Regions from separate parts of the Homo sapiens genome. Here region 1 is linked to region 2. The links are chromatin loops, found by intact Hi-C in ENCODE. Cell type or tissue: heart left ventricle. All regions are shown on one strand. Each heading gives the region's core, and the rest is flanking DNA. Links, peaks and the distances in the headings are about the cores only. Region 1 overlaps RERE (arginine-glutamic acid dipeptide repeats). Region 2 overlaps RERE (arginine-glutamic acid dipeptide repeats).

Evidence for each region. Hi-C counts contacts between places; a loop is a spot of excess contacts. Peaks named below come from ENCODE experiments on the same cell type or tissue, not always from the same donor. Only the 100,000 strongest peaks of a DNase experiment are listed, where the experiment ranks them.
Region 1: it touches region 2 in a loop (2.0-fold over the local background); 61 of 110 quality-filtered maps call a loop at or near these places.

Annotation. Positions count from the first base shown.
Region 1 is chr1:8,401,091-8,416,609 of GRCh38, forward strand. The region is part of intron 12 of RERE (arginine-glutamic acid dipeptide repeats); the gene reads right to left. Among named protein-coding and RNA genes, the nearest start is that of RERE-AS1, 16 kb to the right of the region's middle. In heart left ventricle, for the core only: CTCF peaks have their summits at 8,149 and 8,351; a DNase peak (open chromatin) is centred at 7,245; H3K4me3 peaks cover 2,477 bases; H3K27ac peaks cover 5,428 bases.
Region 2 is chr1:8,360,250-8,375,146 of GRCh38, forward strand. RERE (arginine-glutamic acid dipeptide repeats) reads right to left here. Exons shown (of 23, transcript NM_001042681.2): 13 at 5,563-5,725; 14 at 4,497-4,589; 15 at 3,807-4,006; 16 at 2,434-2,595; 17 at 1,514-1,627; 18 at 1-1,241. Among named protein-coding and RNA genes, the nearest start is that of SLC45A1, 50 kb to the left of the region's middle. RefSeq lists enhancers at 4,412-5,382, 7,208-7,708, 9,312-10,300, 13,422-14,114 and silencers at 7,091-7,260, 13,260-13,554. In heart left ventricle, for the core only: no CTCF peak of the experiment used is centred there; DNase peaks (open chromatin) are centred at 702, 2,672, 3,842, 4,494 and 2 weaker places; H3K4me3 peaks cover 400 bases; H3K27ac peaks cover 5,496 bases.

The DNA.
Region 1 (15,519 bases), core at 4,634-12,633, 45 kb after region 2:
GGAGTTATTCTTTTTTGCATTAAGCACATGTCCTGTCATTCCTAGTCTTCTATAAGTCATCGTTACAAAGAACACTGCATTTCACCCACTGAATTTTATGCAACTATGAAAACAAATGCACTTGTTTCTCAGTGAGTTATATTACGTAGCAAACTGCATTTTCAAAGACGGCCAAGACAGTATCTCCCACCTCACATAATCTTTAATGTGACCTTGTAACTCCCCATCAAAAGATGGGGTCTTCCAGAGCCCAAGGTGGGAGAATCGCTTGAACCCGGGAGGTGGAGTTTGCAGTGAGCCGAGATCCTGCCACTGCACGCCAGCCTGCGCAACAGAGTGAGAACCTGTCACTAAATAAATAAATAAACAAATAAATATCGGGTCTATAACTGGGTGCAGTGGCTCATGCCTATAATCCCAGCACTTTGGGAGGTTGAGACAAGAGGATCACTTGAACCCAGAAATTCGAGGCCAGCCTGGGCAACAGAGAGAGCCCTCATTTCTACAAAAAATAAAAATATTAGCCAGGCATGGCATCATGCACCTGCAGTCCCAGCTACTCGGGAGGCTGAGGTGGGAGGACTGCTTAAGCCTGGGAGGTCGAGGCTGCAGTGAGCCGTGATGTACCACTGCACTCCAGCCTAAACGACATCTAAACCCTATCCAAAAAGAAAAAAAAAAAGCCTACTTTCCCTTCCCTTGAATGTGAATTGGACTTAGTGACTGCTTTGTAAACAATACAACACAGTGTAAGTGATGCTGTGTAAATTTATTTTATTTTATTTTATTTTTTTGAGACAGAGTCTTGCTCTGTCGCCAGGCTGGAGTGCAGTGGCATGATCTCGGCTCACTGCAACCTCCACCTCAACCTTCAGGTTCAAGTGATTCTTCTGCCTCAGCCTCCCGAGTAGCTGGGGCTACAGGCGTGCGCCACCACACAGCAAATTTTTGTACTTTTAGTAGAGACGAGGTTTCACCATGTTGGCCAGGATGGTCTCAATCTCTTGACCTCGTGATCCACCTGCCTCGACCTCCCAAAGTGCTGGGATTACAGGAGTGAGCCGCTGCGCCCGGCCAACGCTGTGTAACTTCTAAGGCTAGGTCAGAAATGGCCACAGAACGCAGCCAACCATCATGCTGTGGGAAGCCCAAGCCAAATGCAGTGGCCAAGTATAGGTACGCCAGGTTTCCATCCCAGTCGAGCTCAGCCTCAGAGTCACCATCACAGCCAGGTGGCAGAAATGTGAGTAAAGAAGATCACAGCTGTTTATGTCACACACAGCCATTTGTGTCTTCCCAGCTGAGGCCCCAGAAATCACGGCACAAAGATAAGACACCCTTACTGCCCCATTCAAAATTCCTGAACCATGGAATCCATAAACAGAACAAAAAGGTTGGATGGGTTGATATGGTATGTCATGCAACGGTGGACAGCTGGAACACAAGACTAGAGTCTCTCATGGTAACTATCTTTGCATTCCCGGGATAACTCCTACTTGCTCACCATGTAGTACTTTTTATACATTGCTGGGTTCAGTTCGGTAATATTCCACTTAAGACGTTTATGTTTTGCTTGGTGAAGGGAGAGATTGGCCTACAAAAAATGTTTCCTTCTTAGATCGTATTTATATGGTTTTGAGATCAAGGTTAAACTTAGCCTTTTAAAAAAAGTTGTGAAGCTTGCCTTCTTTTCCTAGCCTCTGAGAAATAGCTTAAAGATTTGTTAATTAAATATCAGGTATATTCACCTGTAAAACTGCCTGGGGGGCGCTGGTGCTGGGAAAGGGGTATTCAAACCAATGATCCAGTTTCTTTCGCTTTTTTTTGAGATGGAGTCTCGCTCTGTTTCCCAGGCTGGAGTGCAGTGGCGCGATCTCAGCTCACTGCAACCTCTGCCTCCCGGGTTCAAGTGATTCTTCTGCCTCAGCCTCCCTGGTAGCTGGGACTACAGGCGCGCACCACCACACCCAGCTAATTTTTGTATTTTTAGTAGAGACGGGGTTTCACCATGTTGGCCTGGCTGGTTGCAAATTCCTGACCCCGTGATCTGCCCATCTCGGCCTCCCAAAGTGCTGGGATTACAGGCATGAGCCACCGCGCCCGGCCAATGATCCAGTCTCTTTAATAATTATTAGCATATTTGGAATCTCTATTCTTGAGTCAATTTTAAGAATTTTGTTGTCTCTTTTGAAATTTCCTATCATAAAACTTTTCACAGTAGCCCTTACATGTGTGGGTTTGTGTATTTAAAATTCTCTCCTGCACTGGCTCTTTGTTTCTAATACTGTTTACTTGTCCTTCTTTTTTACAAGATCAGCCTTGCTGTATTATATTCATATTTTCTTTTTTTTTTTTTTTCCTGCTTCTCGGGTTCAAGTGATTCTCCTGTCTCAGCCTCCTGAATAGCTGGGATTATAGGCGCCCACCACCACACCCAGCTAATTTTTGTATTTTTAGTAGAGGCAGGGTTTCACCATGCTGGCCAGGCTAGTCTCAAACTCCTGACCTCAAGTGATCCTCTGGCCTTGGCCTCCCAAAGTGCTGGGATTACGAGCGTGAGCCACAGCCCCCAGCCTATATTGCTATTTTCACATAATCAGCTTTTGATTTAATGTGGATCATCTCATTTTTTCCTCCCATTTCATTAATATCTGCTATTACCTTTATGTTTCCTTGTTAAAAATTGCTTTCTTTTGTGGTTATTCTTTTTCTATTTTTCTTAATAAAATCTTAGCTTTTTTTTTTTTTTTTTTTTTTTGAGATGGGAGTCTCACTCTGTCACCAGGCTGGAGTGCAGTGGTGCCATCTCGGCTCACTGCAACCTCCATCTCGCGGGTTTAAGTGATTCTCCTGCCTTAGCCACCTGAGTAGCTGGGATTACAGGCACGCGTCACCACGTCCAGCTAATTTTCGTATTTTTAGTAGAGACGGGGTTTCACCATGTTGGCCAGGATGGTCTCCATCTCTTGACTTCGTGATCCGCCCGCCTCGGCCTCCCAGTGTGCTGGGATTATAGGCCTGAGCCGCTGCACCCAGCTTTTTTTTAAAAAAAATAGAGGCCGGGTGCGGTGGCTCACGCTTGTAATCCCAGCACTTTCAGAGGCTGAGGTGGGTGAATCACAAGGTCAGGAGATTGAGACCACGGTGAAACCCCGTCTCTATTAAAAATATAAAAAATTAGCCAGGCGTGGTGGCGGGCGCCTGTAGTCCCAGGTACTCGGAGAGGCTGAGGCAGGAGAATGGCATGAACCCAGGAGGCGGAGCTTGCAGTGAGCCGAGATCGCACCACTACACTCCTGCCTCGGCGACATAGTGAGACTCTGTCTCAAAAAAAAAACAAACAAACAAAAAAAAGAGATGGAGTCTCACTATGTTCAGACTGGTCTCAAACTCCTGGCCTCAAATGATCCTCTTGCCTCAGCCTCCCAAAGTGCTGAGACTACAGGTTCGTGAGCCTGGCCAAAATCTTAGCTTTTAAATTTCAAATCACCCTACGTTTTTAAAAGCAGAGTGTCCCACAGATTCTAATCTGAGATTACTCTCCCACAGTAATTGTTGACTAAACTACTTCCTGATTAACAGTGAGACAGAGAAGAAGAGTCCTTGGGCAATCAAAAACCATAGTAAAATCACAGCAGGGTCGACAACCCATACAGCTCCTTACAAGGGTGGGCTAGGTGGCAGCAGACTGGTGCCAACCGTGTCAGGGCGAGGTGGAAGGCTGCTCTGGGTGAGGTGATATGGAGGACCCAGAGCACAGTCCTGAAAGCTTGGCTCCTCACCCCACCCTCCTTGAGAATGACAATTAGCCCTAGACAGTCACCAAAATATTGCCAAAGCTGGAGAGATGAAGCCCCTGGTCCCTGTGCCACTTCTCTGACTCTGGATAAACCAACTGACTATATGTCGGTTTTCTGAGTTTGCTTTTTGGGGCGTGGGGGAGGGTGAGGGAGTGGCAGAGGTGTTGTTTGAAGTATCATAAAGTTTTCGAAGAAAAAGGAGACTGCAGGCTAAGTTAAAACACTGAAAGAATAGTAAGTGATGGTCAAGAGTGAGAAGGGAGCATGGCTCTGCTGGTAGCGGTATGCCAATATAATCTCTCAGGAGGATGCAAGGCACTGGCTACCAAAGGCCTTAAAAATGCACACACTACTTGAAATAAATATTTCTAGGAATGAATCTTAAGGAAATAACTGCCCCCAGATAAGACAAAGTCACTCATTAAGAAATTTTTTTGCAGCAGTAACCACCCCCGAAAAATACCCCAGAAACTGAAAATAAATGATCAAAACTAGAAGTTGGTTAATAACATGATATCTTTTAAAAATGCAACCATCAAAAATGACTCCATAGATACATGCGTTAAGCAAAAGATCAATACAGATAAGTTTTAAATAGTCATAAAATAAAAATAAAATTAAAAATTAGGTTATAGAACTGAATGAGGCCATTTCTGTTTAAAATATTTATTGATATATGCCTAGAAACAGTCGGAAGAATATGGGCCAAAACGTTAATTAGTGGCCATCTCTTAGTGATGGAATTACTGATTTTTCTTTTTATTTTCGAGACGGAGTCTCACTCTGTTGCCAGGCTGGAGTGCAGTGGTGCGATCTCGGCTCACTGCAACCTCCAACTTCCTGGTTCAAGCGATTCTCCTGCCTCATTTTCCTGAGTAGCTGGGACTACATGCACACGCCACCACGCCCAGCTAATTTTTGTATTTTTAGTAGAGAGAGTTTCACCATGTTGGCCAGGATGGTCTTGATCTCCTGACCTCATGATCTACCCGCCTCAGCCTCCCAAAGTGCTGGGATTACAGGTGTGAGCCACCGCAGCCGGCCTGATTTTAATTTTCTACTGTAAATTTTTCTGTGTTTTCAAGGGGGAAAAAAATTACTAAAAACAGACCCCTTCCCTTTCCCCCTAACAACTACAAAGCCAAACTTAAATGTACTATGATTTTTAACTGCAGCAGTAGGATTCTGAGTGAGTCAATCCACCAGATTAATATTTTTTTAAATCGAGACAGGGTCTCACTCTGTTTCCCAGGCTGGAGCGCAGTGGTGTGATCCCGGATCACTACGGCCTCAACCTCCTGGGTTCAAATGACTACAGGTGTGTGGCACTACACCTGGCTAATTTTTTTATTTTTATTTTTTTGTAGAGACAGGGTCTCACGATGTTGCCCAGACTGGTCTCGAACTCCTGGGCTCAACCGATCCTCCCTCCTTGGCCTCCAGAAGTGCTAAGATTATAGGCATGATGCTGTCCCCAGTCAGATTAATATTTTCAAGAGAAGAAAGCAGTAATGCAACTTTTTTACTTTTTAAGGTGCATTTTTAGGAATAAAGGGGCAACAGGTCCGCAACTTACTCTCAAATGGTTCATGTGGGGGGAAAACCACACACGCACACACACAAAAGGAGGGTTAAATAATGTGATAAGATGTTAATATTTGGAGAATCTGGGTAAAGAATATATGGGAATGCTTTATACTCTTCTTGCAAATTCTTTAAGTTTGAAATTATTTTAAACCAAATGGTTTTTTAAAAAATTATGCATAGAATAACCCAAACTTTCTGAAAGTCAAGGGTTACACACAAAATAAATTTGTGTGTATCTGTATGTGTTTTTGGGAGAGGGAGAATAGTTCAGAATAATTAGAACACGTTGAGAATTTAGAATTCTCTTCCATTTAGTCCAGTGAGGATCTTAAAAAACCTAAGAAGTACTACGTACATATATAATTTTAGACCGCATTTTCAGCCCAGGCAAGAGTCAGAGCTCATACAACTTTGTGGAGGGTGAAAAGAACCCTGCCACAAATGTGCTACAGAGCCCGCATCATCTCCACAACAAAACACCCGACACCCGAGGTTCAAAAATCTACTTCATCAAAGATCAAGAATAACTCTGGTTAGAACTGTTAAATCAGTGGAAAGTTAATGAACATGGAGGATGAAGTCCAGAAAGTGCTGTCTGCAGTGTTTGGGGCAGGCATTCGCATTAGGAAACCCTCTGTGGTACAGGCTCTCTCAGTGGCCAACTATTTGGTGATCTGCACATTTTTAGCATAGAACCTTGAAATGATACAGCTGTGCTGGTCATTACGGAATTCTCTTTTTGTGTGACAGAATTGTGACAGGCTCCCAGGACCTAAACCCAGAAGGAAGCAGGACCATATTGCTGCCTAGAGAAGGGGATGGAGCAGATTCCAGGACACCGATGAAACAGAAGCTTCCATCACAGTGCTTTCTGCTACCTTATGAGACAGTTCGCATCTCAACAGCTCTAGGATACAAAGGAAGCACATACATTTATACTTTATAAGGTGGCCAAGGAATCCTACTGTGAACAAAGAATGTCTAAGATAATAAAATTCCACTTTTTTTTTCTATAAAAAGCAAATCTTGTCCCAGATGCAAGCACTTGCAACAGAAGCTCTGTGGGGGAAGCCTACCTCTCAAGGCCCTAGTTCTTGGCTCATCCCCACCCCATGACCTGGACAAGACCTGTGAGGGTGCCATTTTTAGTATCACCGTGCCTCAGTTTCTCCACCTGTGCATGTGGAATGATACTGGCAGCCCCCGTAGACTTATGGGGATGACTGCTGAGCTGATGTCTATAAAATGTTCTTAATGGCAAGGGCGAAAGAGCTATAAATACAAGGTCAAAGCAGCATTTAAAACCTTTTTAAAGCTGCAGCCACTTCTTTCTTTTGAAACAGAGAACCACAGGGAGGATCAAAGGCGTGCTGCTGTTAACTGCGGCTCTCAAGGCCTTGCCCTCCACCTGGCAGAAACCCTAGAGAGGTCTACCATGATTTTTACCTTGACTAACAAAATCTCAAGACAAGTTGTACAATGGTTTCCTGGAACATTCTGAGTAAAGAAATGGGAAACCAATACAGCTTACCTAGCTTGTTACCTTCTATGAACGCTGGCATTAAAAGTAAAAGGCAGCCTTGGGAGGAAGAAATGCAAACACAGAGGGAGAACATAGCTTCCCCTTGTCTCTCTCTGCCACAAAAGCCTGGCCAAAGTGACTCTACTAGGTTGAAGCAGCCTGCATAATAAAACGCTTAACCTTGGCTAAGTTAACCTCCTCAGCCATTAAAAAAAGGGAGGGTGGGGGAAGGGCTAGCAAAATCAAGCTTACGGGAAATAAACCTAATCAAAGCCGAGTAGTAACAAAGGGCACCAGAAACATTTCTACTGTATCACATCCCACAGGCTGGCCAAGAGCCCGGAATTTTCATTACAACTTTCAAAGAGAGCAAGAGGAGGAGGGAAAAAGATTTCACAAAAGCATTATCAAGGCCCCAACCCAGGATGCCCTGCTGTACAACCAAAATTTGTAAGAGGTCAGCCTTTCAGGGAGTCAAAAACCCAGCATGTGGAAACTGGCAGGCCTTTTATATAGTGGGAGGGGTTCTTAAAACGACTACTGTTTCGCACTGAAGTCTCTGAGCTTCACAGATCATTAAAGGTTTCTGAACCACAGAGAAAGGAGGGCAGAGTTAAGGAAATAAATCAAAAGTTCCTCTGGGACGCACAAATGCCTACTTGGAACAGGCTTTCAGCATGAATATCCTCCACATTAAACAACAGGGAGGACTTTTCAAAATAAAAGCAGAAAAGAGATTCATTTTGTTACAAGCAATGCACTTTTTCCTTTTGGTGTAAAGGTTATGTGTGCTATAAAAAATGACTCCTGCCGTGAGTGCTGCGGGGAGGTGGAGGCTGGGCTTGGGGCAGGAGGTGGTGGTGGTCAAAGAAAACAAGTAGAAGTGAATACAACGCCTGAGAATGCTGTGTTTGGGGGTCCCCCAAACAAGTCTAAATGTCCCGCAATGATTTGGGGGTAGGATGTGAGGTAGGAGAATGGTATCAGAAAGGAATTTCTTCTACATTTATTCCTTGCCATCCTTGCCCAAGAACTGAAATCATTTCCCCACAGCCAGAAAGAACTGTCTTCTTTGTGGGTGTGCAACACACACAGTTGCAGATCTGGGGAAAAGAGACTGTGCCGTTTTGAAGGCAGAGCCTCACACTTCTTAAGGAAATATCAGTTGTCTCAAAACCAGCAGAGGGAGTACAACGTTTGAGAAGAGGAATGGCCAACCCGATTGCTGAGGATTCATGTTTAGCCCCGACAATGGTTGTAAAGCTGAGCTATCTACCATAACTTCTGCCCTTGCTCTCCTGTCACCCAGCAATAGTAAACAGAAAGAAAAGCTATACTACCTACTCAGATGGAATTAGCTTGTTCTAACAACCGCATGAGGCAGCAGAGAGAAAAGGAGAACTGTCCACACTTCTGTCGGGACACAGTTCCTGTGAGCAGCACTGTTTTGGGGAGAGGAATAGAAGCAGGGGGAAGGCTCAATGAAAAGCAGAAAGTCCAATTTGGACTGACAGCAAATCCCAAAGCAATGATTTTACCTTAAAATCCAGGGCTCCTAGGCCAGTCTGTGAACAGCTCATTTCCAGAATTTTTGTTTATGAGAGGGCAAAATGGAGAACTCTGTCTTTCAAGCTTTTCTTTCAACAGATGATTTGAAACAAAAGCAGCACACTCATGAAGGCGTATGTCTGCTAAATGGTTGCTATCTTAATCTTTAGCCACAGTTTATCAAAACATGTAGGAATGGGTTGAGAAATTAACTGGTGCTAAGATTATCAGCATGGACAAGTTCCTGGGGAGGGCCTGGCGACATGATCAAAGCTAATGGTCCCTCTCCCAGGAGCAAAGAGCCTACTATTTCATGCATGATGATGTTGGGCTCTGGCACTGGAAATCTTTGCTCAGGTCCATTCTAAGTGTCGAAATGGTGTAATTAATGGTTAGCCTGGGTATGCACTATTCAATCAGGCAATTTTTTTTTTTTTTTTTTTTTTTTTTTTACTAAATCCGAACATTAATGCTTTCTCATTGTGGGAAATGAGAGCTGGGATAAAGACATGCTCAACTCAACAGAACAAACACAACCTATATGTGACTTTATGTTAGTCTAGGAACTGTGCACTGATGCACACCCAGGAGGCACTAAGTTAACACACATGCATGCATACCTGCCTGCCTGCTGGGTAAGGAGGGCTGGGCAGGGGAGGGGGGCCGCCCTGGCTGGGGGACACGGCTGGGGCCATTGTTGCCACTTTCTCCTCTTTGTAGACATCAATTTTTACAAAGGGCCGAATGATAAAGGTCCACAAGACCTCACCCAGAACGGCTGTTGCAGGAAGCAGAGGCCTGAGCAGCCTATAGCCAGAAGCCCAGGCAGGGGGTGTGCCAACTACACAGGCCCACATGAAGAGCCTCCATGAGGAAGACGTTATGGCAAGAATCCTCTAAGTCTCCAAGGGACGAGATCAGAACAATGTATGGAAGGTGAAGTGATACAGATTTCAGCTTAATAAAAGGAAGGCGGCCCGAAAAATGGAACTGTTCAAAACCACAATGGCTTCATTTAATGGGTTCGATGTCCCCAGTCTGCAGGAATGCTGTAGAAGATTCAGGTAGTGAGAAATACCTCAACAGACAAGAAAGCTACTTCAAGGACTTCCTTCGGCAAGGCCTTTCAAACAAGTTTTAACATTGAAAACACCCATCCTTCAAAGAGCTTGAAGCCCCAAGTGTCCATCTTCCAGGATGCACAAGACTCCCCAAGCCTTCATCCTCCCATTACTATTTAATATCCACACTACATTGTTCGGCACTTGGTTTCCCTCCAGTATGCACCGTGGCAGCCAGTAAGACACCCCCAGGGAGCACAACCGCAGCTCACTATTTTTCTCCCCATGCTCAATAAGTTCAGTAAGTGCTTGATGATTGACTAGCATCAGGAATAAACTAGGAGCATTTTACATTCACACTATCTAGTTAAACATTCCAAATGACAGATTTCCAGAAAAATGTTGCAACAAATGTAAGTATTTATAGACATGCCTGGTAAGGTATGTAGCATTTGGAGAAATAATAACTAGAACAGAGTACTGTACAAAAGAAAATGGTACACTTTTGTATGAGTCTAAGATATATTGGACAAATGGGTATTCCTATTGGTAAACATGGACATCTTAATAAAAATACAAAATTACTACATAAAGAAGCATTACATCCTTCAACTCATCTGGTGGCCATAAAATGGAGAGAGGCACATGGACTTTTCTCCTGAGTCACCTGATAGATTTACAAGATCAAAAGAAATAAGGGCTTCAAGTCTTTTTTTTTTTTTTTTTAAAGAGATGGGGTCTTGCTAGCTTGCTCGGGCTGAACTAAAGATATCCTCCTGCCTCAGCCTCCCAGGTAGTTGGAACTATAGTAGGAGTATCTACCCTGCCCTGCTAGAACTTCAAGTTTTGATGGGCAAATCCACCCCAGAGGACAGGACAAATGCCAGTATTCTGGTTAATAGCCCCAGATGAGCCAGCTTCCCACCCATCTCCCGTAAGGTGGCAGACACATAAGGGAAGCCACCTTGGACCTTTCAGGTCAACCCATCTACCAGGTGATACTACAGAGTGAGCTTTGGATACATGACATGGAAACAAATGGCCAGCTGAGTCCCACCTAAATTCCTGATCTACAAAATTATTAAAACTATAATATTTATAGTTTTAAGCCAGTAAATTACATATACTAAAAGGTTTTGGTTTTTAGAAATTTATTTAAAAGTTTTAGGGTTTTTCTTTTTAGGCTCACATTATCCAAAACGTGTAGTTTGCCCCCAGTTCACTGGCTCTGTGCTTTACTTTGCGAAACTAGCCATCTATACAGATTCATCGGGCCTATTTCCTTTAGAACTTAATCCTATTGTTCCACAAATTACAGATTCTCGCCAAATGAAAACACCTCCCTCGACAACTTAAGGCCACAAACCTCTGACATAATTCAATGTGTGTCATTAGCACATTTCCAAAACAGAGCACTTGTGGGAAGAAGAACCAAGTTCTGATCTTAGAAGCCCTGTGCCTAAGTCAATAACCACCAAATCCCAAAGGTGCTGGACAGATGCTGCTCCGGCCCCGAAAATAATCAAACACACAAAAGTTACTATTAATATTTCTTGCCAAACAACAATCAAAAAAATCCAACTCCTGCACATGGGAACAAAGCGACAATGGCAGCAGCTGCAAATACATAAGCGAAGCATCACTGAAGAAAGTCTCCAGCTTAATATTGCTCCCGACACCCTCTGTGGTGGTTCACTCATACAGCAAAGACACGGGATAAAAAATTCCACAGACTGTTTTCAAGATAATAAAATGGCATATGATGATGACTCACTAACAGACTAAAAGGAAAAAATATCCGTCAACAGTCATAGGAAGCTTACAAAGCTGCAGAGATCTGGCACCACTAAAGCTCCTCCACCTCCCCTGGCTCTCACCTCCAGTACACACATGTATGTGGGACATACAAAGTGTGTGTGTTCATGTGCACACCCTTTAGGGATTAATTTGAAGCCAAGTTGCAATTGGCTAATGGCTTACTCTACTGCTTAAGACAGTATTTTATTCTTGACTGGCTCAATAAACCTGCTGAGAAAAATAAACAATGGATTTCAATCTTATAAATAATCTAGAACACAGAACCGCTGCGCAAACAGGAGAGTTGATTTACTGCGCACAATAAACAGAACAGGAAGGACCAGTGTGGCAGAGTGAACCCCAAGTCCTAGTCCCATTGTCCTGGGACAGTAGAGTTCACAGGGGTTTTCTGTCTATTACACAAAGTCTAAGGCCTGGGATATCCAGGTTTCAAACTGGTCTTAAAAAGAGCATTTCAAAGCAGATCAGGTGGAGAAGCTTTGGTGGTGCCAGATCTCCGAAGCTTTGTAAGCTTCCTATGACTGTTGATGGATTTTTTTTTCCTTTGGTCTGTTAGATTTTGCTCACACTGAAGAGCAAAAGATGAGGAAAATGTTCGTTTAAAAACAATGAAGAGTTTTCACGTCTTAGGACCATTAATTATCTACCCATGATTACAATGTATTTCGAACCTATTATTTATACATGCGTGAACACACACACACATACTTCATTTTAAGCAAATAAAAAGTAAGGGCTGTTACAGGACTCTAAGGGTGCCATAAAGAGGTATTAAAATGAGGTCCCTGCCCAGAAGGCTTTATATTCTATATAAATACATATATGCATTCATGCACACATGTGTGCAGAGTAAAAATGCATGGAAAAGAGGAATCAGAGTCAAGTCCAAGAATAAAATAAAATAAATTTTAATTTTGTTTTTTGTTGTTGTTGTTGTTTTTGAGACTACTCTGTTGCCCAGGCTGGAGCATAGCAGCGTGATCTTGGCTCACTGCAGCCTCGACCTCCTGGGCTCAAGTGATCCTCCCACCTCAGCCTCCCGAGTAGCTGTAACTACAGGTGCGTGTCACCATACCCAGCTAATTTTTTGTATTTTTTGTAGAGATGGGGTTTCACCATGTTGCCTAGGCTAGACTTGAACTCCTGGGCTCAAGTGATCCTCCCACCTCAACCTCCCAAAGTGCTGGGATTACAGACATGAGCCACTGTACCTGCCCAATCTTAATTTGAAGAGGGTGGAACAAAACCCAACTCTGCTGAGATGAAATGGGCCCTTTGTGTAACAGCAACCAGCCTGGGGAGGAGCAGAGGCAGCCCCAGCAAGACCGTTAGAAATGAGGGAACTTTAGCAGGGCACCATGGCTCATGCCTGTGATCCCAGCACTTTGGGAGGCCAAGGTGGGTGTATCATCTGAGGTCGGGAGTTCAAGACCAGCCTGGCCAACACAGTGAAACCTCATCTCTACTAAAAATACAAAATTAGCCAGGCATGGTGGCGCATGCCTATAATCCCAGCCATTCGGGAGGAAGAGGGAGGAGAATTGCTTGAACCCGGGAGACGGAGGCTGTGGTGAGCTGAGATTGTGCCATTGCACTCCAGCCTGGGCAACAAGAGTGAAACTCCATCTCAAAAAAAAAAAAAAAAAAGAAATGAGGGGACTCAGATACCTTTCAGAGAAGACCCCTGGCCCACCTGGCCCCTTCACTAGGGGCCATGAAGGTAAGCACCCTTATTCACCTCAGACATCCCATCCTAGACAGCACAGGCCTGGGGTTACCAAAAGCTCCCCCAAAATCCCAACTTTGTCAACTGGGATAGTTTAGATATTTCAATAGTCGGCCGGGCGTGGTGGCTCACACCTGTAATCCCAGCACTTTGGGAGGCAGAGGCGGGCGAATCATGAGGTCAAGAGATCAAGAGCATGCTGGCCAACATGGTGAAACCCCATCTCTACTAAAACTCTACTAAAAATACAAAACTCAGCTGGGCATGGTGGCGCATGCCTGTAGTCCTAGCTACTTGGGAGGCTGAGGCAGGAGAATCACTTGAACCCGGGAGGTGGAGGTTGCGGTGAGCTGAGATCGCGCCACTGCACTCCAGCCTGGGCAACAGAGGGAGATTCCGTCTCTAAATAAATAAATAACATTTCAATAGTCAAATCCTGGGGATTATGATACCACAATTGAGAGGATTCAGAAGAAGGATTTAAGACACTTGAGCAGAACAAAGAATTATATTTCCAAAGTGGGGGGGTCGGTGGGGGGAAGAAACATGGGCCATTAATACTGAAACTTAATTAAAAAATTCAACATCTCGGAAAACTTAGCTTAATGGAATTCTGGTATCCCAAAGGAAGGTTGCTCCTGTTTGCTTTTCCTATTTACCTAACACAATTAATGGTTTTCAAATTATACATGACAGGAAAAAAAAAATCTTACTGGGAGTAGGGGGATGCCTTTCCCATGCTGAGCAGCTGGGACTGAGACTGAGGTTAATGCTTTGCTTTACTTTTCAAAACAATACTATTAATTTTTACTCTATTTTCCTAAGTATTACTCAAGGGTATAGTTTCAAATAAGATTAAAAATGAACTAGTTATTCAAGGATTATAATTTCAGATACATTTTGAAACTTAGTTTTAATGTCGGTTTCCTAACAGACTAGATAGATATATTTTTAAAATATCAGCAAACTAGTTTTCAAAGTCAGAATAGATCTTACAAGGCTAAAAAAGAATCTATGATATAAAATATAAGCTCCAAGTGGATAAATCCATTGACTGTTAACCACAGCAACCACAACTTGTAAGTCTTTCTAAAGACCAATTCAAACCTTCCATTTGTTTTACTAGCTAATAAAATGGTGCAGACTATTTAGGCTTCAAAGTCATAAATGTCTCCATCTAAAAGTCATCCAGGTAACCAAGACACAGCCAAATCATAAGAAATATAGGTTAGCAAATACCAACAGCAAATAAATCCCTGCAAGCAACATTTTGTTCAATAACACTTTAAAAGCCCCAAGCATACTTCATTTGAGTGCAGTTTCTATAAGTAATACATTTCAAATAATTAAAGCATTCTCATGCCATCCCCACTAGTTTTCATATGTAGGATAACGCCAAGGTCAGGCTGTTTACACTGAGAACGGCAACTGTCCAAGGCCCTTGGTTTAAAAAGTCACCCAATTTTTTAATACCTCCTTTTCTTTCCAACACCAGCACCAAAAGTCTCTTACGTACTTCACTTACACAAGGGAATATCAGCCAGTCTCTCATAGATTACCCTCACGAAAACTGGACCACTGCCCAGGCAAATATCCCTATAGTTCAGACTATCACAATTAATAGATTCGAGCCTCGGCTCCATTTTAATGGGAACAAACTCTCAGCACAGGAATAGCTATAGGATCACAGTACTTACTGCCAAAATGCAGTGCCTGTTTCTACTGGCAATCACTTTGGCCTCAAATGGAAAATTCCAACTGTTTATATCTATGTGAGCACAAATTATTAAGAAAAACAGTATGGCACATAAATGTCTTTCCTCTTACCCATCTTGCCAGCCCCTCAAATAACTTATATTTCTTTTTCATACATAAGGAATGCCAATAAAAGAAAGCAATGCCCGAAAACACTGTGGTATTAAACCTTTATGACTATGTAAACTTCAGTTAACAAGAGAAGGCCATCCTTCCACATAAAAAGGCTTATTAAAAACTGAAATAGAATCTGGCAAGGTCTAACTAGACTGCATGCCACAAGGTAAAGAGAACAAGAGCTTTTGTATCAAGTAAGACAGGAGTTACAATCATGTTTCTAGAAAAACATGGGAGTGGGAATTGAGAAGAAAACTATATTGAGAAGTCCTGGCTCACGGTCAGGCGCGGTGGCTCACACCTGTAATCCCAGCACTTTGGGAGGCCAAGGCGGGCGGATCACAAGGTCAGGAGATCGAGACCATCCTGGTTAACATGGTGAAAACCCCGTCTCTACTAAAAACACAAAAAATTAGCCAGGCGTGGTGGCGGGCGCCTGTAGTCCCAGCTACTCGGGAGGCTGAGGCAGGAGAATGGCGTGAACCTGGGAGGCGGAGCTTGCAGTGAGCCGAGACTGCATAACTGCACTCCAGCCTGGGCGACAGAGCGAGACTCCATCTCCAAAAAAAAAAAAAAAAGAAAAGA
Region 2 (14,897 bases), core at 1-8,000:
CAGGACGACCCCCCCGCTATGCTGCCTCCTGAAGCCGCCGCACCAGAGCAGGGTGGCTGGGCCGAGGTGCCAGGTCCCGCCGGTGGGGTAGAGGTGGAGGGGCAGGTCGGAGGGGTGATGGGAGGAGGGCCTCCAGGGACAAAGGGGTGCTGAGCAAACGGGGGTTGGGGGGCCACCTGGTGGAGGCCTGTAGGGGGGTGGGAGGCAGGGGGCGGGGGCAGGTTCTGGCTCTGGGTCAGCCCGGGGGGCTGGGCGGGCGAGGAGGGCAATGGCTGGCTCTGAGGCATGAGTTGCAGGGGTGGGGGGTGAGCCGACGGGGGGTGATGTGTGGACAGGGAGCTCAGGGGCTTCAGGGCTGGAGGGGGAGGCAGGTTGGCATTCATGGAGAAGGGTGAGGGCCCCGAGAGGTGGGGAGGGTGCTTGTGGGCCTGTGGCGCCGGCAGCTGGGGGATGGGAGTGGTAGGCGGGGGCTTGATGTGGGGCATGGCCAAGGGCGCTGGTGGCAGGGGCTGCTCCCGTGGAGGCTGTTGGGACTGCAGCGCTGACTGAGAGGCTGGCAGCTGCAGGGAGGTGTGAGGGTACGCTGCTGCTGGGGAGGTCCCCAGAGGGGCCTGGCCTTGGGAGGCCTGGGGAGGGAGGCCAAAGGGCTGTGGGGGGCCTGGGTGCTGCAGCAGGGGCCCAGCCTGCAGGCTGTGAGGGCCGGGTGGGCCCTGACCGTGCAGTGGGGGCTGGGCATGAGAGGGTGCAGAAGGCTGGCCCGCCGACCCAGTCAGAGGCTGCAGCGGGGGATGTGGCGAGGGATGCGGCGGGGGATGCGGTGAGGGCGGCCGCTGGGGGTGCAAGGCCGGTGCCTGTTGGATGTGGGTGTGGGGAACAGGCGCTGTGGGAGCCTGTGGCTGGTTAGGGGCCTGGGAGGCCGTGGGGGAGCCCTGTGGGGGAACTGCAGTGGCAGAGGGCGTGGGCCCTGGCGTGGGCAGCTGAGGGGTCCCTGGAGGAGCTGAGGAGGGAGCTGGGGTGACCCCAGTGGGAGCCTGCAAGGCTGGGGGCTGGGCCTGCAGCATCTGCTGCTGGGCTGACGAGTCCGAGTCACTCTCATTGTCCTGGGGGCTGGGGATGCTCGGGGACGTGCTGCGATTGTCCTGGTCGATGTCTTTGGGGTCACTGCTACCCTCATCGTTGACGCTGCGACTGTCTGAACTCTCTCCCTCACCTTCAGATGGCGAGTTGGGCCTGCTGATCTCCTGGAGTCAGAGAAGGGAAGGATGGAAGTCCCAGGAGGGCAGAGCCCTGTCTGCTCTGCACCACCAGTGCCGGACACACAGTAATGTTTGTGCAGATGAAGCAGCAAGCTTGGCTCCGGGACCACAGGTCGTGCCCTGACCCAGCCAGTGTCAAAGGCCACTCCAGCCCCACCCTAGGAGACAGGGCACGGCCACCAACTAGGGAGAACCCCGGCTGGGGGCTTCTGAAGAAGCATTAGCTTTACTCAGCAAGGCTCAGCAGCAAACCTCACCTGCGTTTTTGTCTTCTTGGAGCTGGTCCTGTCAGCCTCCTCCGTATCAGAGGCCACCTTCTCCCGCTGGCGTTTGTTACTCTTAAGAGGGGAAGAGGCTTCCTCCTTCACCTTCTGCAGGGGAAAAGCCCACAAGGAGCAATCAGGCCAAGGGAGACCATCCCATCAGCCTCAGCAAGGAAATGACGGTTTGCAGACACTTTGCTCCCTCATTCTGAGTTCCATCTCCAGGAGCAAAAAGCTCTAGAAGGGTCAACTGGGGCCAAGAAGGAACACGTATCTGGGGGTGGGAATGAGAGCCAGCCCTCTGCACCTGTGGGTTTGCATCCTCAGATTCAAGCAACCATGGACTGAAAATGTAGGCAGGACTGTGATGGTTACATCTATACTGAACGTGCACACAATGTTTTCTTGTCATTATCTCCTGAACTAGACAGTGGAACCACTGTTTAAACTGCATTTACATTGCACTGGGCAGTAGAAGTAACCTAGGGATGATTTAGAGTCTACAGGAGGATGTGACTGGTCACATGCAAACCATGTGTCGATGTATATGAGATTTGAGCACCTGTGGATTTTGGTATCCTGGGCGGTGGAGGCTCTGGAGCCAATCTCTAATGGATACCAAGGGAGGACTGTACTTGGCTCTGGAGGGAGCCGTTCTAACCACTCCCCACACTTTCTGAGAACTTGGGAAGCTTGAGGCAGAGGTGGCCCCCAAGAGTTGGTGCTCGAGCCCCCTTCTCTAGGCCCCCAGCCTTCGGTCTGCAGCCCCTAGGCCAGGACAATGCTGGTGTCCAGACAGGCTCCATGAATGAGCTGCATCCTCGTGTCTGAGGGAGCTGATCACGAATACCAGCAAACCAGTTTTAATGTGAGGGAGGGACAGAGTAGGCCCTACTATCCCCCCAGCACCTGACCTTGGCCGACTTCTTCACTGTCTCTGCTTTACTGTCATTGCTGGAGGTACTGGCAGCGCTGGGGGAGTTCCGGCCGCTGGAGCGGATGTCTTCATTGATGGGTGAGGTGCGACCATCAGGGCTGGCTGGCTGCTTCTTCCGACCACTGCGTAGTGTCGACATCTGCCCACCCAAACCGAAGACTGGTGACACCAGATTCCCAGTCCCCATGTGGACCCACCTGAGCCCAACCCACAGGCAGAAGCCTGAAGGCACACCCTATCAGCCTCTCAGCAAATCCCAGACCTTGGCAAACAACAGGCCGCCCTGCCTGTCCCTGGCTGCATGAAGGTCGGTGTGGAGCTCAGGGAAGAGGTGGGGAAATCAGTGGGCTCACGCCAGAGGGCGGTTCTCAAACCTAAAGCACTCATCCCAAGGGACTGTCCTGAACAACGTGTGCTGGAAATGAACCACACTTTCTGAGCGGCAGAAAGTCGCCTGGGGCCATCTTTAAAGCACCCTACACCCTTTCTGTTTATTCCTCATAACCGTCCATTCTCCCAACCAAACCAAATGAAATCAAACACTTGTGGATTTAATCTGACAGGACAGGAAGTGACCCAAAGAGATGAAGCTGTCAAGTAAAGCAGCTCAGCTCCCCAAGCCGCCAAGCGCTTCAGCATGTTTCTGCAAAGCCATGAGGGCTCAGAAGAGATCAGGAGACAATGGTTCTGGCTGGTTGACCTGCTCCCTTCTGAGTGAGCGGGGGCCGGGCTGCCAGCAGCCTCAACGGCATACAAGGGGCAGAGGAAAGTGGATGGTCCCACCCACCTGCCAGAAGGGGCCATAAGGGAGGCTGAAGGGAAAGACCCTGTCAGTACCCTCAGCCCCAAACCTGGAAAAAGCCTCTCCCAAAGTCCCTGGCACATTTCCAACCTAGGAAACAAAGTCTCTTTATGGGAGGAGCTATGCAGTGAGCAGAAAAATGTATCGGAAGTTTCCAAAACGGGATCAAACATTTAAAAAAAATCACAAACACACTAACACAAAAGAGCCTGCAAGTTTAAAATAGCAGAGATTTGATACAATGGAAGTGACACCACAAGCAGCAGCCTTGGAGAGCAAGAGGGGCCTTGGAGAGCCTGCACTGAGCCAGAAGCTAAGAGCTTGCTACAAAACCCAGAGCAGGATGCCACCCTGGGGCCCCTCGAAGGAGAGAACAGAGAACTCTTCCCAGCCCACAGGCAAGCTACCGCCTCGGGCAAAGCAGCTCCCCTCCAGGACTTTGTCTGGTAAACAAGACTTTCGCTTCCTCCCCCTGGGAGGCTCAAGCCCCCACACATCCCAGGAAACTGAAGAAGTTGCCAGGAGCCCCATGGCCCCAGGGGACTCACCGAGCCCCGACTCCGCCGTGTCCTCATGCTATGCTTCCCACTGAGCCCATCATCCTCTTCCTTGACGGGTTTGAACATAAACGGTGGCGGGTCCACGGGCTTCTCAATGGGCGGGAGCTCACCGTATTTCTTGAAGTGGATGCGACAGTCGGTGCAAAGCAGGATGTTCTCCCGGCCTCCGTGGTGCCAATCTTTGGAGGCTGTGTGAGGGAAGTGGTGGGGGCCAACCTTGGAAACCATCCCTCTCCCTGGGGATGTCTGGGCAGAGGGGCCCTTCTGTGGGCTCTACCCAAACCTGATGCCACCAGCACCATGCAGCCCTGGGCCCCAACACCCCAGGGCTAGTGCTGCCCTGCTCCCCCAAGGCCAGGAGAGGGTTTCAGGGGCATCTGCTGCCCACTTCAACTTGGGGTGCCCAGGAAAAGCTGGCAGCAAGCTCCTGGGAACTACAGTGTCAACCCCCCAATCCCACTCAATCTGTCCTGCCTACCAGTCAGTATTCCATACCGACTGCCAAGCAGAGGAGTAAAGTAAACTAAACATTTCTAACTTTCTCGAATCCCGAAGCACAATGCAAATGTCAAATCAAGTACTGTCCCTGGCAGGTTTCCAGCTGGATGCATGAAATGTTCAGAACATGGAAGTGCTTGTGCCCCCGCCCCGCCCCAGGAGCGTGACGAGGCCACTTACTGGTGGTGAAGCAGTGGCGGCAGGCGTACCCCTTCAGCTCCTGCTCACTGTCCTCACTGTCGAAGTCATCTTCACTGGCTGAACTTAGGTCCACTGGGCGTGGCAGGCACATAGTGGGGGTGGGGGAGACACCATCATGCTCAGCCAAGGCTGGGCCGGTGGGGTGGGGGGGAGGGGGGAACACCTGTGACCTCTGGCCTACTGCAGGTTCTGGCCACCAGTCAGAGCGGCTGGGTGCACAGGCTGAGGTAGGACAGTGTCTGCAAAGGACCACTTCGAGCTCCTCAGTGTCAGTCACCAGGACAGAGGGCCTGTGTGTGAGGCGCCATACCCAAGGGCCTGCCCTGCCACTGATGCCCGTAACGGGTGAGTCTGAACTGGGACAAGCGCGTCCATGCTGCCTCCCTCCCTAATACGCCCAGGCAATCCTGAGAAATTCCAACTTCACCGAGCGCCCCCAACCCGTCCTGCTAGGTGATTTCTAGTCGCCTGCATGCGCAACACCGGCGCCCCTCAGGTTCAGCGTCCCGGGCCAGGACAGAGCTATAAGGCACTTTTGCTACACCCCAGTTTTTTAGGGGTGAGAAGGTGTGGGCTCCAGCATCATTAGATTGTACATCATACTGGGACCAAAAAGAGGATCTTGGTGAAGCAGGAGGAAAAAGAAGAAAGTGTTAATCTGATCTTCTTACAACCAAAAGTGCAATGAGAATTCAAGCAGGACATCAAGTACATCATCTGTCAAATGGAAAACCTTCCCAGGACAAGGCCAAAAACATCCCAGGCCAAGACGTGTATTTTTTGTAAAAACCTAAGATGATGTTGAGTTTATGAGAAATATTTAAATGTACAAATAATGTTTTAAAGTCTCCCTCCTGAATCCTTGTCCTGCTCCCCGCCCCCACCATCGGTCTATGTTTAGGTCAGGCTTCACACATGCACTGGAGCACGGGTGCACACCCCCTCATGCTTCCCGGAGCCATCAGCTCCTACGGGCCCAGAGTGGGACAGGCTGCCCGTGAACAGTCTCCCCTCCGCCCACTGTGATGCCAAGACCCCTACTCACAGAATTCACTGGACGGGGGTCTGGAGGGTGTGTTGACGGGTGTGGACGCGGTGCGAGTCTTAATCCTCCTGAACACGGCCTGCCTGCGGTGCCTACGATGGGCTCGGGAGCTGGCTGCTTCGGGGGTCTTCTTCCAATAGTAATAGAAGGTGATCAGCTCCCCCTGCAGAAGAGAAGGGCTGACTGTGGGGGAGGGCCTGGGGCTTTTCCGTGCCCCACGCACCCTCTCTGCCACAGTGGAAAGCTGGGTGTTTAACAGCTGTGCCAGAGATGAGAATAAAGACCAGTCGCTCCTGGAGTTGGGAGAGGAACTGGGCTTGCCCAAGAAACAGCCACTGAGCTGCCCGTGGACTGCATGAATGGGGCCCGCCTCCTCAGCCCAGCACAGCTTGACTTCCAGACACCAAGAACAAGTACTTGTTGGGTGTCTGCTATGTCAGACCCCACCGCTGTTGTACACATGGGAGGTACACATCATCCACAATGGACGAAAAGGAGAGAAGATTCCTGCCCACGAGGAGCTTACATTCTAGCTGTGTGTGCACGTGAGTCTGTGCATGTGTGTGAACACAACGATGCTTTCTTTACAGTAATGCCAGTGAAATCACACAGGTGTGAGAAGGAAATGCCCGGCCAGTTAGACTCCCCCAGAAACAACCAACCAACCAAAGCAAACTGCCCAGGTGGTGAGGAACCAGGGCCAAACAGAAGGTGGGGAAGAACAGAGACCGCATGCTCAGGAAACTGCTCCACAGCCTCCACCTGGCTCCATCTGAAGGCCCACATCTGACATGCCGGCACGACGTCCAGAGGCAAGGACTGGGCTTGGCAAAGAAAGACTACAAGAGGACAGACACACAGTGGTGCTGATGCAAAGGTGAAATATCACACACCACAAGGTCAGGCTTCTTTTCATGGCCCAGCAGAAACAAAAGCAAGATACCTTTTTGGAAATATAGCAAATGTAAGCTTTTTAAAGAAAGGGCACTTTGGGCACCCCCAGCCCTCAGGGCGCTGCAGGCTGCCATCTCACCCTACACACAAAAGACGATTTCTTAAACATCCCAAGATAAAGTCTCTTTACCTAGAACTGAAAAAAAAAAACAAAAAAAAAAAACAAAAAAAAAAAACCCAAAAAACAAACACAGCCAAGTGAGAGAGCACAGATCACTTGGTTTCCCTCTAATTAAATCAACACTGTAGAAAGTCTATTAGCTTGGCGACTAGATGCTGGGAGTTGTCTTGGAGGTACCTGCACCCTCACTTTGTCTCATCAAACACTGTCTTGTGAATGGAGGAGGCAAAAAGAGAGAGGGGAAAGTGAGAGAGGGGGATGGAAAGACTAGTGTTGGAAGGACTAAAATAGACAAACCAAACAAAGACATGTAGCTGCCACATGACAAACTCACCCATCAGACCAGATTTCATCCAAAACACCCCCAGAGGAAATGGCCTCAGAACACAGTGACAAGAGAGGTGGGCAGATTTTAGGTGGTGGGGTGGCTTCCGCAAGGCAGGGGATGCCGTGCCTTGAGTACTTGACTGCCCACAGCTGCATCTTATGCCTGGGCATTTTTGTAAGAAGTGGGACCACGGCTGCGGTCCCTAAAGGAGGGCTGGAATGCCTTGAAGGAGGGCTGACTGGCCTATAAAGCCCATCACATGTATCTCCTGGAGCACTGGACGTGTCTCAACCTCCCCAAGCACTTAACACTTAACAAATTACTCCTGATCACCAATACCTAGCAGATGAAGCATAACCCCAGGCCAGCAGGGCCAGGGAGCCATCTCGGGACAAGCACACTCATGTCCCTACACGTATGTGCATGTGCCCACCCCTCGGTTCCATGAGATGGTAACTGAATGATAAGGAGAAATGCAGATACTGCCATTGGAATTTCTGACTGGCTCCTCTCCCCCATGCTAGTCTAGGAATGCGAGCTACAACTGTCCCAGCGGGCATGAGCATCCTGGCCCCTAAGGTCATGATCTGTGAACCTCCTAGCTCTTTTCACTTCCTGCTTTCCAGACTTGGAAATGCATTTATCTATACTGATCCTTGGGTGTTGGCTAGACGGAAAAGATTCGTAAATCCCACTAGGGGGTTACAAGATCACTGCTGACATAAACGCTGACTTGTGTCTGGTTTTCCTCTGAGAAAATATGGAAGAGAAATCAAGGCAGGGAGCAGTCACACTCCAAATGCTCTGTCCAAGGTCATGCTTCATGAGCTCAAAAGGGCAACTGGTGCTGTGATAAGTCACAGCTCAAATTCCAGAGCTTGAAAGAAGAATGAGAAAAAACTCACAGTGGTTCCTTCTACTTCCTCAGTCCAAGTCATTTTAGGGGCTACTGAATGATAAAAGCTTGGGATGTGGCCAGGTGCGGTGGCTCACGCCTGTAATCCTAGCACTTTGGGAGGCTGAGGCAGGCGGATCACCTGAGGTCAGGAGATTGAGACCATCCTGGCTAACATGGTGAAACCCTGTCTCTACTAAAAAAAATACAAAAAATTAGCTGGGCCTGGTGGCAGATGCCTGTATTTCCAGCTACTCGGGAGTCTGAGACAGGAGAATGGCGTGAACCCGGGAAGCGGAGCTTGCAGTGAGCCGAGATCGTGCCACTGCACTCCAGCCTGGGCGACAGAGTGAGACTCTGTCTCAAAGAAAAAGAAAAAAAAAAAAAAAAGCTTGGGATGTAAGAAGAAATGCAAAGCTATACGAGACAAAAGGGACCAAAAACGGGAGAGAAAAATCGAGTGAGAAGGTGGTACCTGAGCCTCTGCCATGCCTTCAAGTCTTACCTGAAGGCTGTTAAAAAGCAGCAACCTGACTTTTCTAAATAGCATTTGTCTATAATGCAATATTGCTACACACAGTTATAATCAATTATTTCTATTTATCAAATATATATGTTTTGAAATGGCTTTAAAAGATAGTAACCTGCAGATCCCAGGTTAAGGGAAGAAGCCAGGCGCAGCAGTTTACGCCTGTAATACCAGTACTTTGGGAGGCTGAGGCAGGAGGATCACTTGAGGCCAGGAGTTCAAGACCAGCCTGGGCAACATAGTGAGATTTAGTCCCCCACCTCAAAAAAAAAAAAAATTATCTGGGCATGGTGGTGTGCACCGGCAGTCCCAGCTACTTGGGAGATCAAGGCAGGAGGATTGCTTGAGGCCAGGAGCTTAAGACAAGCCTGGGCCCTACAGGCCCAATCTCTACAAAAAAGTTTAAAAAATTAGCCCAGTGTGCTGGTGTGTGCCTGTAATAATACCAGCTATTCAGGAAGCTGAGACAAGAGGATCACTTGAGCCCAGGAGGCTGAGGCTGCAGTGAGCTACAAATGTGCCACCGCACTCCAGCCTGGGGGACAGGGCGAGAGGCCATCTCTTTAAAAAAAATAAAAGAACACTTAAAAACAAGAAGCCAGAGTTCAGTGAGGTAAGAAACTGCCCCATGCCAGACAGAAAAAAGGCTTAACTTTCAAACCTTTGCTCCTGGCTTCACTGATCTCTGCCAACAAGTGAAAAAAATCAAGACCCAAAAGAAAGAAATCTAACATTGAAATCAACATCAACTTTTTGTTGACACTTAAAGAAGAAGTAGTCCAGAACAGATTTCACCATCTGAGTGCCAAGGATGAAAATGACCAGGCAACTGGTTTCTCTTCAAATCGAATAAATCTTTCGCCTTTTACTAAAAAAAAAAAAAAAAAAAAAAAAAAAAAGAAGAAAAGAAAATGACCAGGCAGGAAGGACTGTCCTCCACAGCAGTGAAGTCACAGGTGGTAAGAACGGTAAACTTACAATTCAGGAAGGTGACAGGGTGACCAGAACTGTCATCCACTGCTGGTGGAAATACAGAATGCTCAAACCACGATATCTACCAAACAACCCAGCAATTCTTCTCTTATTTACCCAAAAGAAAAAAAAAATTCTCACACACAGACTTTCACGGATACATTCATAGAAACTATTCTATATATATATATTTTTTTGAGACGGAGTCTTGCTCTGTCTCCCAGGCTGGAGTGCAGTGGCACGATCTCGGCTCACTGCAAGCTCCGCCTCCCGGGTTCACGCCATTCTCCTGCCTCGGCCTCCCGAGTAGCTGGGACTACAGGAGCCCGCCACCAGCCCGGCTAATTTTTTTTGTATTTTTAGTAGAGACGGGGTTTCACTGTGTTTGCCAGGATGGTCTCGATCTCCTGACCTCGTTATTTGCCTGCCTCGGCCTCCCAAAGTGCTGGGATTACAGGTGTGAGCCACCGTGCCCAGCCAGAAACTATTCTTAACAGTCCAAACTGGAAACAACCTAAATGCCCACAAGCAGGAGAATGGATAAACAAATAATGGTATCCCCACATTCACTGGACTACAACTTGGCAATTAAAAGGCACAGACCACCGACACATGCAGCAACACCATGCTGCATGAAAGCAGGCAGACAGGGACGGTGGGTGCTGCGTGAGTCCTTCCCAGAGATCACAAAAACCAAACTAGCGGTTGCCGAGAGCCTGGAGGGTGGGGGACAAGAAACTAAAAGAACTCAGGTAAGCACTCCAGGGTGATGAAAATGCTCTGTAAGTTGAATGTGGTGTCACTGACACAAATGTATACAGTGGTCAAAACTCATGAAACTGTGTACTTAAAGTGGGTGCATTTTTACGGTATTCATACCATATATGGCAGGTTACGTCAATAAAGCTGAAGAAAAACAACAACAAATCCAGGCCGGGTTTTATTAGCTGCCTCTCAACCACTGTTATGCCTATCAAGGGATTCAACACTGGAATGAAGCGAGTCTAGGATCGGAAATGGCATATTGGTGACTGCATGGGTGGCAAGGTCTTGAGCACAAACAAAAGAACATGTCGGGGAAAGCTCTGGTTCTACAAATAGGGAGTGAAGCAGCTAGAGGCCTCGCCAGGAATGAAGTCAATTGAACTTTAATCAAACATGCATAGTGTGTGCTGCAGAGACCCGCTGCACATAAATTCAGGGAACAAAAGCTGTTGCAGAAATCAATAGCTTACTGAAACATTAACACAGGCAATCATTAATCAAAAGGCAGCTCCACAAAGGCAGCCTTGCAAATTAGCTCCTGATTTTGCCTGCAAGCAAACACAGAGGTATAAAATGTTGTCGACATGAATGGCCTATAATGATCATTTTGCTCCTGATGCTCTCACCTCATCTCACAACAAGGTCTCACAGTCAACATATCTTATGTCTCGGTGCTATAATTGCACACAGCATGAGGAACTCAACTGGTTTAGTGCCTGGGCAGAAATGGGAAAGGAAGAGGGCGAAGTCATCTCCAACTGACAGTGTTCCCGGCTGCAGCTCTTGCCAAGAGAAGTGCTCAAATCCATTGGGCTATATTTAGCAGATTCTCTCTCCTTTCCTTTTTCTTTTGGCGGTGGGGGGGCTAAATTTTTCCCACAGGTCATATGCAAAAAGCCTTTGGCAATGACAGGAGCTTGGCTCCTGGACTTAGGAGTCTCTTCCCAGCAGAGGTGTCTTTCCAGGCTATACACTAAGATGGAGTTAGGAAAATAAGCACCATTAGGTTCCTTTAATTTCCCACAAAAAGAAAAACAAGGGGAAGGGAGTGCCACACATGGAAGAGAGAGGGAAGAAGTAGTAAGCTGCTTGGCACCAGGCAATCTGGGTGAAGGGCCTTAGGAGAGAAGGAAAAAGCTAAGGATGCAGAGTCAGCTGACTCTGGGCCTAGCGGAGGGACAGCTCAGCGGCAGCCGCTCCTGCCATCCAGGGGCCTGCTGGGCTCAGGCCACTTTCTCCTCCTCAGCCACCACTTTATTTCTGCCCCCTCCAGGGTTAGGCTGCAAGTCTATCAAGTTCACACAGACACAACGTAAGACATCAGCACAGGTCTTTAAGAGCTCCCTCCGCCGCCTGGGCAATCTGGGCTGGAGCAACAGGGGCCGGGGCTGCCTACCTCCTAGAGGCTGCCTGTACCCATTTCAGGTATTAATACTGGTTCTGCTGTTCTGGCCAGGCCCAGTTCTGCTTTATCTTGGGTAAGTGATAGGCAACCCGACCCAGGGGCCAAGTGGGTGCCCCTGTGTATGTGCATGTGTGCACAGATGTGAGCAGGGTCTCCTCCCAGGCTTTCCAACAGGCCAACTTACCTGTGCGCATTTGGTAAACTAAACACTATCCACCAACACAACTGCTATTTAATTTCCCACAGGCAGTGGAATGCTACGGGAAGAGAACCTGTAACCTGTCCTGTGATAAGCCACATGTCTTCTCTCTCTTTAGGGGCATGGGGGAGTGAAAGAGTAGAAGAGATTGTTGAAGAAGAAGGCACTGGAAGCATTTTGACTATAAAAGGCTCACTCGTAGCAAGCATGCCTGTTTCAAACAGTATGGGGCCCAGCTTCTCTTCTGCCCGAGCCCAGCATGAACTGCTCAGACAGGATCCTCTGAGAAGCTGACATGGAGGCAGGAGAAGGTTAAATCAATGGTTTCTGCTGTCCCATATTAGAAGCATAAGGGTACACCCAAGATTGAGTCCCACTTTTTTTGGTAATTATATCATTATTACCACATCACCCAAGAAGTCTGGACACTCCCCTGAGGAAGGGGAGGGAGTGCAATAGAAGATGAGGTCTGGAGACTCCCACACACGGTATCCAGGGTGTCTGCAGCCTGCCACCTACCATCAGGTCGTGTGTGTGTGTGTGTGTGTGTGTGTGTGTGTGTGTTTTAAATTAAGCCAAAGAAGGACTCAGTCCTTTGTAAATAACCGTATGCGCACCCCCTTTCGATTCAGTTCACAGAGAACAGTGAGAATCTTCCACTGTCACAACACAGTTTTACGACCAACAGCAAAGAATGATGAGGACTGCTGGCCTTACGGCTATGTTAAGGAAGGCCCTGGAACACCAGTTTCCTGCCTCCTTGCCCATGCAGACAGAGGGGAGATACAGGCAGGCAGGCATCTAAACCAGATCCCTGCAACGTCACATATGCCCAGGCTCTGGCCTTGTGCCACTAGTGAGGGTCAGCTGCAGCTCCTTTCTTTTTCACAAACGAAGTTTCCAATGGGCACCCTTTCTGGGCCATGCATCGCCCACTAAAAAGGAGGGGGCAGTCGGAGAGAAGGGGGATGAGGAGGCAGGCCTGGAAGCTTCTCATGGATAACAGGATTATAAACACAATTTCTTTCCGAAGCTATTTCACAGGTCTTCGAAGCCCACCTACCACTGTCAGCTGAGCAGACTGTAGTTACGTGATGGGACAGGAGCCAACAGGGGCAGGGCTGCTGAGTGCACATCCTTGTACGCACCTGACCCCATCGCAGAGTCTTAGAAGTAAGCATTTAGAAGAAATCATTTTAATTCTTTAAGACACAAGATTATCTGTTCCTATGGCTAAACAAATATTTTAACATGAATACAGAAGGAGCAGCTAAATAATCTCTACACAATGCCTTAACTCTCGGTGCTAATGTGCAATTAGAGTCAGAATGTTGTTCCCCTGCTTAAACTTTTGTTTGAAAAAATGCCCCACAGTGAGCATCTGGCTCCTTCTTTGGTGGTCCACGTAAAGGGGATGAAGAAATCCACCCCTTCCTTACTGAAGTGGAGAGATCTAAAACTTTTTTTTAAGGTATGTTTTTTCAGGGAGAAATCCCAGCAAGCAACAAATAATAAAAAACAAGGCCTCAAATTATGTAGGGCAGAGAGGGAGAAAGAAGCATGGTGTAGAGCTGCTTCCTAAACCCGGGCCCAGAGAGTGACCCAGGCCATGAGGAAAGAGCTGTGGCCCTGAGAGCCGGTCCCAGGAAGTCTGCATGCGACGCTGTCCCCTGAAGAGCTGCCCTAACTGGAGTGCTCCAACGCTGCTGCCGAGTGCAGTCAGGAACATTTCCTGGCATGGAATCCTATGCGAGTCATTCTTTCCTTTCCCTCCCCAACGATTCAAGGGCTGGATCTGACAACTGTTCAGAACATCTGAGGTGAGAAGCCGGGCACTGGGCAGAACCAGCAGCGATATTCAGGAGCAGCCACCTTCTACAGATCTTTTTCCAGGAGGCAACCGGTTGTCTTCCAGTAACAACTCTGGTAATTAAAGCACTGTTCTCCTGGGCTCCTTCTTTTGTTAACCAACCGAATCCTCTAATCCCTAAAGGAGCCTGGCACTGTCAGCGGGCTCTGCTGCTAATCGTTAAATATCACCTCTGTGGTCTCTGAGTGCAGCAGGGAGAATGATGATCTGCTTGAAGGCACACGCAGAGAAGTGGAATTCTGAAATCTCAGCCTCCTACGTTCAAGAGGCCGAAGGGCTCTGATCTAAACCGCCACCCACGAGGAAGCCCACAGTGAGGAGGCAGCTGCCTCCAGGCAAGGCAGTCCCTCGGTGCCACCTCCAGATCCTCTTCTGGGGAAAGGCAAAGGGAAAGGAGGGAAGTACGTGAAGGTCTTGTGGCTTTAACTTGTAAATAGGTGGGGCCAGTCTAAGACACTCATGAAGATGTTCCTTACCCAGGCACCTTTTTATAACATTTTAAAAAATCAGTTAAAAAAAATTTTTTTTTTACCACTACATTTACCACTCCATTTGTACAGTGCAAAGGAACTGCAATAGCTCAAGATTTCTGCCAACACTGAACACTGTAATGAGATTTCCTAAGCTCTGTGTTGTTCTGGTGGATGAACTCAGCCATTTGCTAATCCCACCCTGGCCCCACACCTCCACTCAGACGTCTGGACCTGAGGTCCTGCCACAGCTCTTCCCTGGGCCGGCCCTCCCATGCTGCACACAGACCAGGTGAGTCTTCCCAAAGCCCCGCTAGTACCTTGCCACTTCTTCTCCAAACGGTCAAAGGTTCCTCAGGGCCTAAGGAACAAAGGCCCAGCTGCTTGACTACTTCTTCTGAGACTTTCTCTGTGTTACCGGAAGACTTTTCTACCATATTCCTTTCTACCATATTCCCCCGCCTCACGGCCTTTGGCTTATGTCAAACACAATGGCCAGTTTTCTGTTCCTCAGCACTCTCCTGCCTGCTGGGTGAGCCCCTGAGCCCCATACCACCCCCACCTCCTCCTCTGTCCAGGCCCTGTAGTCCTCCTCATCACTCAGGACTCAATTCATCACATTTGCTGCCTTCTTCTCCATGAAGCCTTCCCTTCACTTCACTCCCCCACCACTGGATGGCATCATACAGGTTTCACTCCTACATCTTTTCATTCCCGCCTCTGTGCTGGCACAGACAGGCTTCCCTGTGCTGTAACCATACATGGGCCCACCCAACTTGCCAAAGTACGTGCTATCTCATCTGTGAGTACCCCACAGGTCTAAGACA